2 separate regions of the Homo sapiens genome follow, and region 2 is linked to region 1. Evidence: chromatin contacts called from ENCODE Hi-C or POLR2A ChIA-PET data. All regions are on one chromosome and are shown on one strand. Each heading gives the region's core, a stretch centred on a gene start or an enhancer-like site at or near the end of the contact. The rest is flanking DNA. Distances are from core to core; before and after follow the strand shown.

What was found. Hi-C counts contacts between places; a loop is a spot of excess contacts on that map. ChIA-PET counts read pairs that join two places held with the same protein, here RNA polymerase II (POLR2A). Pooled maps may share reads with other maps.
Region 2: a loop to region 1 is called in a map of PC-3, with 4 times the contacts of the local background. The contact joins two enhancer-like sites. A Hi-C loop is called at or near these places in 4 of 168 maps with a recorded cell type or tissue (Caco-2, PC-3, chondrocyte and 1 more) and 1 of 50 pooled maps. POLR2A ChIA-PET finds 5 or more read pairs at or near these places in 1 of 52 experiments (CD4-positive, alpha-beta memory T cell).

What each region holds. Positions count from the first base shown.
Region 1 is chr17:55,053,675-55,060,704 of GRCh38, forward strand. The region is part of intron 12 of STXBP4 (syntaxin binding protein 4); the gene reads left to right. Among named protein-coding and RNA genes, the nearest start is that of STXBP4, 88 kb to the left of the region's middle. Within about 2 kb of position 3,022, at least 2 of the 41 ENCODE cell types and tissues checked have a DNase peak (open chromatin) inside an H3K27ac peak, as active enhancers do; they include PC-3, where a contact is called at or near this core.
Region 2 is chr17:55,086,992-55,094,021 of GRCh38, forward strand. All of the region lies in intron 16 of STXBP4 (syntaxin binding protein 4), which reads left to right. It overlaps LOC107985002 (a long non-coding RNA gene), which reads left to right. Exons shown (of 2, transcript XR_001752943.2): 1 at 1-5,683; 2 at 6,815-7,030. Among named protein-coding and RNA genes, the nearest start is that of STXBP4, 120 kb to the left of the region's middle. RefSeq lists an enhancer at 3,153-3,252. Within about 2 kb of position 3,425, at least 3 of the 41 ENCODE cell types and tissues checked have a DNase peak (open chromatin) inside an H3K27ac peak, as active enhancers do; they include PC-3, where a contact is called at or near this core.

The DNA of each region.
Region 1 (7,030 bases), core at 1,772-4,271:
TTTTATTAAATATTTTTGTACTTTAATTGATATGACTTTTTAGTGCTTTTCATTCTGTATCTTTTATACCTCCATGAGTTTATATGGCCAGATCTTTTTACATTTTAGCGTTTGCATCCTGAAAATGGACATTTACAAATCTTTCTTGTTAGTTTTTATATGTAGGATAAATTAGGGGATTTTTCTCCTAACTTTACATTTTTCTTTTCTCCTAAAGGCTTGGAATATATAAACTTTAGAATATCAGCCATGATTGATAAAATAATAATTGTATTAAAGGCTGATGTAAGATGTGAATCTAAGGAAAAATAGCAGTTTTTTTCTTTTTCTAGCAGTACCTACTTTTTCCACATGAGGCCCTCCTGTATTTATTTCTGTGAAAGGATTAGTTTCTGTTATTAAGAAAGGTCATGTCTGCATGAATAAGTAATCTAAGGCTAATTTGTATTAGAATTTAATAAGACAAAAAAATGAATATATGAAAAAATATATAAACAAAAGAGAGAATCTTATATGGTTCACAGTGAATTGGCCAAACACAGTGGCTCACGCCTATAATCCCAGCACTTTGGAAGGCCAAGGTGGGTGGATCACTTGAGGCCAGAAGTTCAAAACCAGCCTGGCCAACATGGTGAAACCCCATCTCTACTAAAAATACAAAAAAATTCGCTGGGCATGGTAGCACATGCCTGTCATCCCAGCTACTCGGAAGGCTGAGGCACAAGAATCACTTTAACTTGGGAGGTGGAGGCTGCAGTGAGCTGAGACTACACTGCACTCCAGCCTGGGTAATAGAGTGATATTTCATCTCAAAAACAAAACAAAAACAAAAACACAGTGAATTGGCCTAAGGATAAGTGCAGTAGATAATGGGGTTTGGAGTTATACCTTTGGTTTATACCCTGACCCTGCTCCTTGCTAGCTTTTGACCTTTGTCAAACTACTTCACCTTTATGGGTCTCAGCTTCCTCATCTGCAAAATGGGTTTGATAATGGGATCCTTCACAATAACATTAGAGGTATTAAGATAATACACATAGATGATAATGTGTATAGCACATACCACTCAACAAATATTACAAATAATAGAAGAAAAAATATTAAGAGGTGGAAATGATTTGTATTAACTATTTAATAAAGAGGAGGAAAATGTAATTTTAACTGAGGGCATAAGGGGACTTTTCATAGATAAGGTGGCACGTGAGCTGACCCAGACACAGAAAGGCAGAGCATTTCAGGCTGAGAAAACAGCATGAAAATCATGGCATAAAAGGGGAAATTTGCTTGTGTTTGTGGTCAAAATAAACCTTTTCTATGCTAACTTTAAGTTATTTGTTAATATATTTCTGTCTTCATGTCTGAAAAAGTGTTAATAGTACCTACCTTACAATTTTTTCATAGGACTTGAGAATTTAAGAGCCTAAACCTGTCAGGAATCTAATTTTGAATACTAGTTTTGACATGTATTCTTTTATCAACATCACTATCAAAGGCCCAGGAACATAAGGGAAACACGGAAAGATGAAGCTGTTAGGAAATGACATTTGGGTGGGTGTGTTGGGGCCTACACATATAAGCAGTTGAATACCAGCCTAAGATCTTAGAGGACTGCCATTTAAAATATTTGACAAGGAGAGAAAAATGAACAACTGTCTCCACGTATAATCTGACCCCACTCTTTCTTTCATACTCCATAACCAACTTGTTGGGCCTACTTTTTAGAAATCACAGAATTTTGCCACTTTTCACCACTTCCATCAGTGGTCTAAGCCGCCATCAGGTCCCACCTGTGTTGCTATTATAGCTTCCTACCAGATCACGCTACTTTTACCCTGCCTCACTCCCATACTGTCTAATCTGAACAAAGCAGCCAGAAATATTGTTTTAAAACTGCACTTAGAACTCTCCAGGACTTTCCATCTCAGTCAAAGTAAGGCAGAAATGCTGCAAGTAGAAACCTCCAAGTAACTGTTAAAGCCTATGAGGGCCTACATGACCTGCTGTCCTTTCCCCATCCTAACACTCCTTTTAAAGTACCTCAGCTCTTTCCACACTTCTCCCCTCCACCCCTTTACTCATTCTCCAGCTCATCTGGTCTCTTTGCACCATCTTTCCTCTGACCCTTACTGTGTGTGGAGGAGTTTCTTTTAGTATAACTATTACTATCTTACATCTTAAATAATTTACTTATGTTTTGCTCTTTATCTGTGTCCCCCAACTGGAGGGTAAGCTTCATGAAGACAGCTATCTTGGATTTGTTCTCTGATTTATCTTACAACAATAGCTGTTATTAGGTACTCAAACATTTGGTGAATGGATAAAGGGATAAATGGAGGATATACTTTAAGGTTAAACTGACAGCAAGTTGGGAAGTAACCGAAGATCAGATAAAAGGCTGTTGTAATAGTCTAGAACAGCAATGTCCCTTAGAAATATAATGAAAGCCACAATATATTGCTATATTTTCTAAGAGCTACATTTTTAAAAAAGGAAAAAGAAACAGGTAACGTTAATTTTAATATATTTTATTTAGTTGGATTTATCTAAAATATTACTTTAGCATGCAGTAATATTTTTAAAATTCATTATGAGATATTTTTACTTTTTTATACTGTATCTTTGAAATCTAGTGTTTTTAAAATTTAGAGCACATCTCAATTTTTACACTGAATTTTCATTGGAAATACTGGATCTGTGCTTAGATTTAATAAAATTTACAGTTGAAAAAGTAAATTCACATACTCAAATTGTTCCAAACTTATTTTAAAAGTTTCTAATGACTGAATTGAATACCAAAAATCTTTTTCTTTTAATGTTTACATCCACACTAACAAAACTATTTTATTTTCTAAGAAGAATTTGTTTTTAAGCAAGATCTTTTCAAAGCTACATCTGTTAAGTACCGTCACTAATTCTTGTCAGCTCAGTATTATTAGCATAAAATTCAAGCCTGTGAGATGGAGGCTGCAGTGAATTATGATCATGCCGCTGCACTCCAGCCTGGGCAACAGAGGAAGAACCTGTCTCAAAAACAAACAAAAAAACTGGCCAAGCCCAGTGGCTAATGCCTGTAATCTCAAAACTTTGGGAGATCTGCCAAGGCAGGCAGATCGCTTGAGCCCAGCAGTTCCATTCCAGCCTGGGCAGCATGGAGAACCCCCGACTCTACAAAAAATATTAGCATCAAATTCAAGGAGTATTACAAATAACAAAAGCAACTCTAAATTTAGCAGTATGAAGAAAGCATACTTCAAAATTTTTTCAGTTTTCATAGCCAATTTATGTAACACTATCAATAATTAAGATCTGCATATTAGCTTATAGTAGAAAAATAGGTAAAGTCATTATTTTTTATTTATATTATGAAAAAGTTCAATTTCACTATAAACTCTTATACTTATCTAGCTTCATAAACTTTCCTTTTCCTTGTAGTTTGTAGTTTAACTCATTTACATGCACTGATATTAGTGAGAAAATGTAAATCACACTGCCATTTTCTTTTGTCTGGTTACTGAATAATAGATGCACCTTCCTTTTGTTTAAGAAAACCTTTAATTGGAGTTAAAAGTACAGAAAATCTTCGTAAATCTCTTTCATAACTCAGCCAAGAAGTATTGGCAAATAACATAGCATCAGAAAATGTATTGTCCTCCTTTTTTCTTTTAACAGTTTTATAAACTACTGATGACTCAATTTACGTGCGTATACTAAACAGTGTTAGCAACTGTATCTATGATGCTTTTCATAAAATCAGCTTGAGAAAACTAAGCACAAATATTTTCAATATGTATCATACAGTGGAATAAAACAATAAAGCAGCCTCTTTCTTCTTTGAAAATGTCAATACATTCAAATTTGGTTGTTGTTGTTGTTTCTAATTTTACTTTGAGTTCTGGGATACATGTGCAGAACGTGCAGGTTTATTACATAGGTATACATATCCCATGGTGGTTTGCTGCACCTATCAACCCGACATCTAGGTTTTAAGCCTTGCATGCAGTAGGTATTATCTTTATGCTCTCCCTCCCCTTGCTCCACCGCCCGACAGGCCCCAGTGTGTGATGTTCCCCTCCCTGTGTACATGTGTTCTCATTGTTCAACTCTCACTTAAGAGTGAGAATATGCAGTATTTGGTTTTCTGTTCCTGTGTTAGTTTGCTGAGAATGATGGTTTCCAGCTTCATCCATGTATCTGCAAAGGACATGAAGTCTTTTCTTTTTTATGGCTGCATAGAATTCCATGATGTATATATGCCACATTTTCTTCATCCAGTCTATCATTGATGGGCATTTGGGTTGGTTCCAAGTCTTTGCCATTGTGAACAGTGCCACAATAAACGTACTTGTGCATGTGTCTTTATAGTAGAATGATTTATAATCCTTTGGGTATATACCCAGTAAGAGGATTGCTGGGTCAAATGGTATTTCTGGTTCTAGATCCTTGAGGAATCGCCACACTGTCTTCCACAATGGTTGAACTAATTTACACTCCCACCAACAGCGTAAAAGCATTCCTATTTCTCTACATCCTCTCCAGCATCTGTGTTTCCTGACTTTTTCATGATCGCCATTCTAACTGGCATGAGATGGTATCTCATTGTGGTTTTGATTTGCGTTTCTCTGATGACCAGTGATGATGAGCTTTTTTCATATGTTTCTTGGCCGCATAAATGCCTTCTTTTGAGAAGTGTCTGTTCATATCCTTCACCCACTTTTTGATGGGGTTAATACATTTAAATTTTCGATGCAACATAGCTGGAGCACCATTTATCATGATGAAAACTTGTTTTTTATTATCTACCTGAAACTTTTTTGACAGATGTAAAAGGGTTAAAAATATCTACACTGCAAGTTTGATTTTTTTAGGCTGCAAATCAACATTTTATCATAAGTTTGGACACCCTTTGAGGCAGTACATGCCTGAAGGATGAATTTGGTAGTGTCTCTTGCATGATATGGCCCACTGAAAGCTATTTTAATCAATTGATCGTTGATATTCTTAGAAAGTTCTTATAGTCGATGGGCATTTGTTTTATTACTTAATTGAATATCCTCCATTTTTTATGAAATACGTTTCCCAGTATTTTTATCATAACTGAAATTACTATCTCAATCTAAAAATGGTTTTCTTTTTTGTGCAAAAATTCTAGCCATTTTATAGTTACAAATGTTGGACATTTACTTCTGGTGACTAATTTTATTTATTTATTTTTTTAACTGCTAATACGAAACTTCTTATCAAATTCACCATTAATTTGCAAAAATGGCTATTAATATTGCTCACTTTATATATATTTCAAAATTTTCTTCTACAGTAAACACACTTTTTGCAAATTGCAATTGCATTGTTCCAGTAATATTACTAGCTAATTTATCTCCATTTTATTCTGCATCAGTAGTATGTCTTCACTTTACATTTAATTTAAATTTAATTTTGTCCATACTTATTTTATGGACAAATTTTTACTAAATACAAAAAATAAATATAGCCTAATAAAAATAAGTATTTTAATTTAATTACTAATATGATTTACCTAGGTATCATTGTAACTCAGGCTGATTGCATAAAATATTCAGATAAGCCTACTGTGTGTACATATTGGTGTGTAAAAAAGGATTTATAATTAATTAATTTTTTGACACTGGCCACATCAGTTACGTGTTTATGTATACTACTCAACTGACTCATGTGCCTGACACAGACATTACAGTTCAACAATAATATCTTAAATGATGCAGTGATTACAGTGAGTTAGAGTTCTACCAAAACAGTAAAGTCTTGTTTTGTGAAAAAATAGTTTACATTTCTTGAGTTTTTAAACTTAAATACAAAATAATTATAATTAAATTAAAAATTTGGTTCCTCAGTCAACTAGCTATATTTCAGGTGCTCAGTAGCCACATATAAGTAGTGGCTACTGTGATTGGACAATGCTGATCTAGAACTCTACATCCTTTCTACTCAGAGTGGTCAGCAACAGGAGAAATATCAGCAATCAGGAACTTAGAAATGCAGTCTTAGGTCTCATCCCAGATCTATAGAATCAGAATCTACACTTAACAAGTCTTCAGGTGATTTGTTTACACCTTAAAATTTGAGAAGCTCTTGTCCAGAAAATAGGCAATGGAGGATTTAACTGGGTAATCATAATAGTAATATACCAAAAAGGTCTATGCAGAAGACACCATGAGGATAAAGTCCACCAGATTTAACAGTCATAAAATGTGCAGTAATAAGGAGAAACAACAGTCAAGTCTTTGTAGTTTAGTGACTGAGAGGCTGTAATGATGCAATCAACAAAATAAGATAAATGAGATTGAGGGTAAAGATGTGTGGATTCAGAGTAGTACTTAGTATATAGTTTCCAGTTTAAACAAAAATAATTAAAAATACATGTATACATCTGTGTATACAAACCCACATGCATACATACTGAAACACCATTCATTTCATTAACACCGTAAAAAAACATAGACTACCCAAAATCAACCCTGAAAGTGTCCAATTTTAAAATATGTTGACCATGGATACTATTCAGCTTTTCTTATGTACATAGAATGATATTATTTTGTTAAGAGGATTTTGATGATACAGACCTATTGTTAATGAAAGAGTTCCTATGCTTTAGTGAAAATACCTTTCCATTTTTCCAAAGATTGATTTCTTTTTTCACAATAAATGAGTCTTTAAAAATTATAAATACAGAGTATGTATAACTCTTCTCTTAAAAATTTTTAAAAACTAGAAATTTAAATGGTGTGAAATTTGGCAGTTTCTTTCCTTTGATATCCTTTTGAAGATCTTGACACCAAGTTACTACAGTACTAATGATCATCCCATGTAAATTCCTTAAGCACATAGATAACCTAATTATTAAAACAAGCTGTGAAGGGCTCATTTTTCACTGGAAGGATCACCTTCATTGTTTTATTCAATCAAGGATAGCTACCAGAATACCTACTCACTGTTTTGAAAAGAATTGGCTGTACTGTTCTCTAAAACTCAAGTATTTTTATGAGTTTTTGTGTCT
Region 2 (7,030 bases), core at 2,175-4,674, 34 kb after region 1:
TTTGCATTTCCCTGACGATTAGTGATGTTGAGCATTTTTCATCTATTTGCTGGCCATTTGTATGTCTTCTTTTGGGAAATGTCTGTTCAGATCATTTGCTCACTTTTTAAATCAGATTGATTGGTTTTTTGCTGTTGGTTTTCTGCTAGTAGTTTGAGTTCCTTGTGTATTCTGAATATTAATTCCCTGTCAGAAGAGTAGTTTGCAAATATTGTCTCCAATTCTATAGGTTGTCTTTTCACTCTTGATTGTTACCTTTGCTGTGCAGAAGGTCTTTAGTTTGATATAATCTCATTTGTTTATTTTGCTTTTGTTGCCTGTGCTTTTGAGGTCTCATTCATAAAATCTTTTCCCAGACCATTGTCTTGAAGTGTTTCCCCTATTTTTTTCTCCTAGTAGTTTTATATTCAGATCTTACATTTAGGTCTTTGCTTCATTTTGAGTTGATTTTTGTATAGGGTCATTCATCTGCATATGGATATCCAGTTTTTCCAGTACCGTTTGTTGAAGAGACTATCCTTTCCCAATGCTTTTGGCACCTTTGTCAAAAATCAGTTGGCTGTAAATATGTGGATTAATTTCTGGGTTGTCTATTCTGTTTCATTGGTCTGTGTGATTTTAGGCCGGTCCCATGCTGTTTTGGTTACTGCAGCTTTGTAGTATATTTTGAAGTCTGGTAGTGTGATGTTTCCAGCTTTGTTGTTTTTGCTCAGGTTTGCTTTGGCTCTTCAGGGTCTCTTGTGGTTCCATTAAAATTTTAGAATTTTTTTCTGTTTCCGTGAAGAATGTCATTGGTATTTTGATGGGTATTATATTGAATGTGTAGATTGCTTTGGGTAGTATTGTTATTTTAACAGTACTATTAATAATTATTCTGATCTGTGAGCATGGGATATCCTTCCATTTGTTTATAGCCTCTTCAGTTTCTTCCATGAGCATTTTGTAGTTTTCCCATGAGCATTTTATAGTTTTCCTTATAGAGGTATTACCTCTTGCAAGGGTTATGCTTTGATGTTTAAAACTAGCAAATCTATGTTGTCCTTTTATTTAGAAATATAATTGCTAATGTTGGCACATTTTGCCAGTACTTTTTATAAATTTGTATGACATAGCTTTTCAAGTTTAATAATTCAGATTAAATTCAGCTGATTTTCTTTCTCTTTAAGCAGCAGCTTTTTCTGCATGGAAAACAAAATTACTACCATGAGGTAGATAATTCAGCCACAACCCCTCCCTCATTTTCTTTCTTTGCCTTGGCTATCTGGTTATTTCAAGTTACAATTTGAAATTTTTACTTGGGTAATTGCCTCTACTTTCTTCTTAATATAAGTGTTCTCTAGGATGTTATACTATGGGATTTTCTCAGAAAGCTGAAGGATAAGATTTATTGGCTCTTACAGCTTAAAACCAGGCTCTAAGGAATATCTAGAAGACAATTCTGTTGCCCGGGCTGGAGTACAATGATGTGATCCTGGCTCACCACAAACTCCGCCTCCCAGGTTCAAGCAATTCTCCTTGCCTCAGCCTCCTGAGTAGCTGGGATTACAGGTGCCTGCCACCACACCTGGCTAATTTTTGTATTTTTAGTAGAGACAGGTTTTCACCATGTTGGTCAGGCTGGTCTCAAACTCCTGACCTCAGGTAATCCACCTGCCTCAGCCTCCCAAAGTGCTGGGATTACAGGCGTGAGCCACCGTGCCAGGCCTAGAAGACAATTCTAAAGCTTTCCTGGATTGTGGACTCCATTGAAATCTGATGAAAATCTTCTTCCCAGAAATGTGAGATTATACACATTTTGGATCCATTTTCAGAGTATTTATGAACCCCGACCTAGGACTCTCCCATGTATAAGGAACATGAATGCTTTCCACATCATTGCATACATGGCCATCCCAGCCTCACCAGAATACCTCTAACAGTAGAGAAGTGTGTAAATCATAGAGGCAGCCTGGAAGGAAGCAGCAGTTTGAATACATGTAAACAATGCTCCACAGAATCTCTGATGTTCCTTAGAGATGCTCCACAGAGCACCCCAATTGTTCATCCAATTTCATTGGCCAAATTGCTTAATTTCTAGGTCTGTTTTTGCATATAAAAAGTGGATCTCATAATATCAAAGTGGCAGGATTGAAAGATTAAATGTAGTACATATGAAATTCCCAAAAGAGCCTCTGGTAGGGTAAGATGTTCCCTGTATGGATGTTGTTGTTGTTGTTGCTGCTGCTGCCACTGCCATGACTACTGCTGGTGCCACATTATTGTTATTTAAAGTAATTAATTTAATTTTACTTTCTCGCTGTGGTAGGTATTAAATTATTATTGTCTAAAGCTTCTTTCAACTTGGATACATTTGAAAATATGGTAGATGAGAGCTTTTCATAATATGTATCATTTAATGTTATTATTGATGTTGTGTTAGAATGTAATTGTCACCGGAAACTGTGGCTAAATGTCTTAATCAGCATCTTATCTTTCAGTTGTTTATTGCTAACTGTGAGGAAACTTTTGTCTGTTCTGTCATTATTCACAGTGAAAACAGTCTGAAAACAGAATAGGCATTTTTAATCAGTATTGGAACCCCTGGAGATGCTTCTATTGATCTCCTTATATTTACATGTTCTATATCATTATAATGCCTTTGTGTAGTTTCTATTTGAAATAAAATAGTTTTGAACTACATGTTCAGAACTGCAATTTCTGTTTAACTGACATATAGATTGACAAAATGATTATGTAACAAAAGCATAAAGAGGCAGTTCTATCTTTAGAAATGCATAATAAGAAAAAATCTGGCCAGGTAACCCATATGAGGTCTTTAATAAAAAGAGAATATATTGACTTCTTGTTAAATTGACAGCATAAGCACAGGCCTTTAACTACCTTCCTTCAGGCCTCATGGAAATGATAACTAGAATACAAAATAGGGCAAAAATCTTCAAAAGCACTAGCTGTTACAGGTGAATCCTAAAATCTTTTTAATATAGGAGAGATAGGACCACATGGATGGAAAGCAGGAAGGGCCAACCTGTTACTCCCACTGCTAAACAACAGTAACGATTGTGGGAATAACTGACTGGCAGGAACCCTGGCAGGAGGACACTCTTAATATGTTCTGATTTGAAGGAGTAATGAATAAAGTCAAAGACAGGCTGGGGGTAGGGGGCAGACGATCTCTTTTCACTCTTTTTTATCTTAGTGAGTCAGTGGCATTTGTTGAAATCCTCAGGTTCACACAGATTATTTGTCAAGCAGAAGGACAACTGGGGCTTGATCCTTTAGAAAGTGGAGACACACTTTAGATCTGACAGACACTGGGGCATACAGGAAGCTTTAAATGTAAGAGGAGTTGGCACGACAGCTTCAGCACCAAAAGCCACATCACTCTGCGCAGCCACCTCTTGTTCTAAGTCACTTTTCACCCCACTCAGACTGCTGAGTCATCCTTAAACTCACAATGCAAAGGTACATTTCACCCAGAGGTTTGAGAGGGTAATTCCAACAACAATTTGGTCAAATTTTAGGGCAATCAAAGGGTCTACACATTCTTTAAAAGGTCAAAAACCAGTTCTGAGTAGAGAGCTCTCTAAATTCAAGCTTTTATGAATAAAAATGTATAACATATATAATGTGTATATATACACACACATCTCATTCAGGCTATTCTAGCTCTTATAAACAAATGCATACATATACATATAAATATATGATTGTGAAAAGGTCCACAAATAAAGCCAGGAAATACAGCTCTCAAGATTCATAGTGGACTTCAGGATCAAGATAGAAGAGGGATCTCATGCTAAAACCTTCCCATTCTGCTCTTACACATAGAAATGACATTTTAAATTGTGTGTGTGTGTGTGTGTCTGTGTGTGTGTGTGTGTGTGTGTGTGTGTGTGTGTGTGTTTAGATAAAAAACAAGAAAGGAATATCACCCTGCATCAGAAACAATATGAAACTATCATGATAAGTAGGATTTTAAGCTTCAGAGATTTCACAGAATTGAGATCAGCAATTGGAGCTAAGGTTTCTACACCCAAGAGGCCCTAAATGATGCCTAAGCAAAGGAAGCAAGGAGCGGGAATCCTTCTGTAGAGAATATACTTTATTTTCTTAAATTGCTCATGTATTAGGCATTTTAAAAAATCCCTCCAGTTTATGAGCCATCTGGGCCTGCCACTAATTAAAGTTGAAAGTAAACATTTCATCCACTACAGGTGGGGAATATAAATTGGCATGACATCCTTGGGAATCCGTTTTGCAGTATATATCAAGAGCTTTTTAAATATCCATTTGGAAGGTTTTTTTGAAAGTTAAAATGTTTTTAATGGTCATATATTCTCACTCAATAATCCCACCTGTTACTATTTTTTTTGCAAAAAAGATGTGTATAAGTATATACATGTATTTTTATTACTGCATTTCTTATACAGATTGAACATCCCAAATCTGAAATCCCAAATTTGAAATGCCCCAAAATCCAAAACTTTTGAGTGCAGATATGGCCCCAGAAGTGGAAAATTTCACACCTGACCTCATGTGATGGGTGGTAGTCAAAACACAGGAGCATAACACAGTTTATTCAGCGTCCCCAAGAGAAAAAAAACTAACAAAACAAAACAAAACACCCTCCCAGCCCACTTCAGCTTTGATATATTTTTTTCTGAGCAAGCATGATGGTGATGCCAAACAACCACAGATTGTCCACATGGGTGACCAGAATAGTGACACCTTTACTTTCTGATGGTTCAATGATCACAAGTTTGGTTCACGCACAGAATTGTGACCAGAATAGTGACACCTTTACTTTCTGATGGTTCAATGATCACAAATTTGGTTCACGCACAGAATTGTTACAAATATTCTATAAAAGCTGTGTAAAAGGTGCTTATGAAACAAATGAATTGTATGTTGTAGTCTTGGGTCCCATTCCTAAGGTACCTCATTATGTATATGCAAGTATTCCAAAATCCAAAATACTTCTGGTCCAAGCATCTCAGATAAGGGTACTCAACCTGTAATATCAAAAATATGGATGTTACCATTATTCTAACGGAAGTAACTCAGGAATGGAAAGCCAAACATCATTATCTTTTCACTTATAAGTGGGAGCTAAGATATGAGGACGCAAAGACTAAGAATGACACAATGGACTCTGGGGACTTAGTAGGAAGGCTGGGAGGGGGTTAAGGGATAAAAGACTACACATTGGGTGCAGTGTACACTGCTCAAGTGATGGCTGCACCAAAACCTCAGAAATCACACCTAAAGAACTTATCCATGTAACCAAACACCACCTGTTCCCCCAAAACTATTGAAATAACAATAAATAAATAAATGAAATGAAATACATAACATTTTGAAAATATTTCTATTAACAGTAAAAAAAGTCCTAATTTCTCTCAGTAAAGAAAGATTATGATTTTGTATTTTATTAACAACCATGTAATTTAGTAGGTCTCATTACTCTGAAAAATCTTTGGCATATTATTTTAGGCAACAAAAGAAATGGATGTTCAACTTTTACAGGTTGATTCAATAACTATGTTATTTTTACTCAACCAATTGAAAAATAAGACTGTCAAGCAGTGACCATCTGATTGCATGTATTTGTCTGTGCAAGTCTCCTGCATCACTTCAGATGTTCCTATCTGAAATCAGCAATATATTACCTTTTAAGAAGAATGTGAGTAGTAGCTGCCTTTTTTCTGTTACATCTGAAGCTAATTAGAAGTTACTTAAGCAGATTAGAAAAGGTTTTATGAGAAAAAGGGGAAAGGCAGTACTGTAACATTTTAAAGGCCTTGATGGGATTTATCTTTTAAATTCTTCCCTTCTTTAGGAGCTAAAGCTTAGACTTGATATGGCGTCTTCTCATTCTACTTATTCTGGACCTCAGACATTCATCATTCTTTTCCTCATTTCCCCCAGAGCATATATTTATTAAGAAGCATGAATTTATTAAACAAAAAAACATTTTTTTTGTTTTTTGTTTTTTGTTTGTTTTTTGTTTTTTGTTTTTTGGAGACAGGGTCTCTCTCTATTGCCCAAGCTGGAGTGCAGTGGCGCAATCTCGGCTCACTGCAACCTCTGCCTCCTGGGTTCAAGCGATTCTCGTGCCTCAGCTTCCCAAGTAGCTGGGATTACAGGTGTACTCCACCATGCCCAGCTAAGTTTTGTATTCTTAGTAGAGATGGGTTTTGCCACATTGGCCCGGCTGGTCTTGAACACACACAAGTGATCTGCCCCCCTCGGCCTCCCAAAGTGCTGGGATAATAGGCATGAGTCACCGCACCCAGCCAAAACTGTGTTTCTTTAATGAAAGTCAGCTATACTATTAATATTTAGAATGGACATTATGGTATTTTCCTCTACACAAAGTAATTATGCTATTTCTTCTCCTAGAATTGGGGTGATGTTCCAAGCATTAGATAATAGCTTATTATATGATTCTGTGTCACTTGAGAGAAATTTTACCTGTTTTTGTAAAACAGCCCTGTTCTCTGGTGACTTGATTATTCAAAGCCAGATAATAACCACAACAAATATTTGTGGCATTTTGCCATTCAAGGAAATGGCGAACTCACATATTCTCCTGTGTTGTTTCAAACTGAAAGTAGGTCACTGTTGTAAGGTTCCATTAAGAAAATATATCAAATTTAATCTTGGGAGTTTTAAGTTGGCAAATTATTGCCAGCAACAAGAGAAATAATTCTTTTCCTAGTACAATTTTATTTCCAGAAAAAATGAGTTAAAGAGAAAAACATATCGCTTAAGAAAAGGTAATGATTTACATTCATTATTTCCTTCCTTCCAGAACTATTTGTTGAGTGTCTACAATGGGCCAGACCCTAGGATAACAACACAAACAAGGCCCTTGCTATCAAGCTGCTTAGGTAAATTGTAGTGGGCAGAGATGGACAAGCAAGTTCACAAATAAATAGAAAACGTAATTGTAGACAGTGATGAGTGTTATGCACATAATAAAACCAGATTATGTATTAGGAAAGATGAGTAAGTGGAGATGCTACAT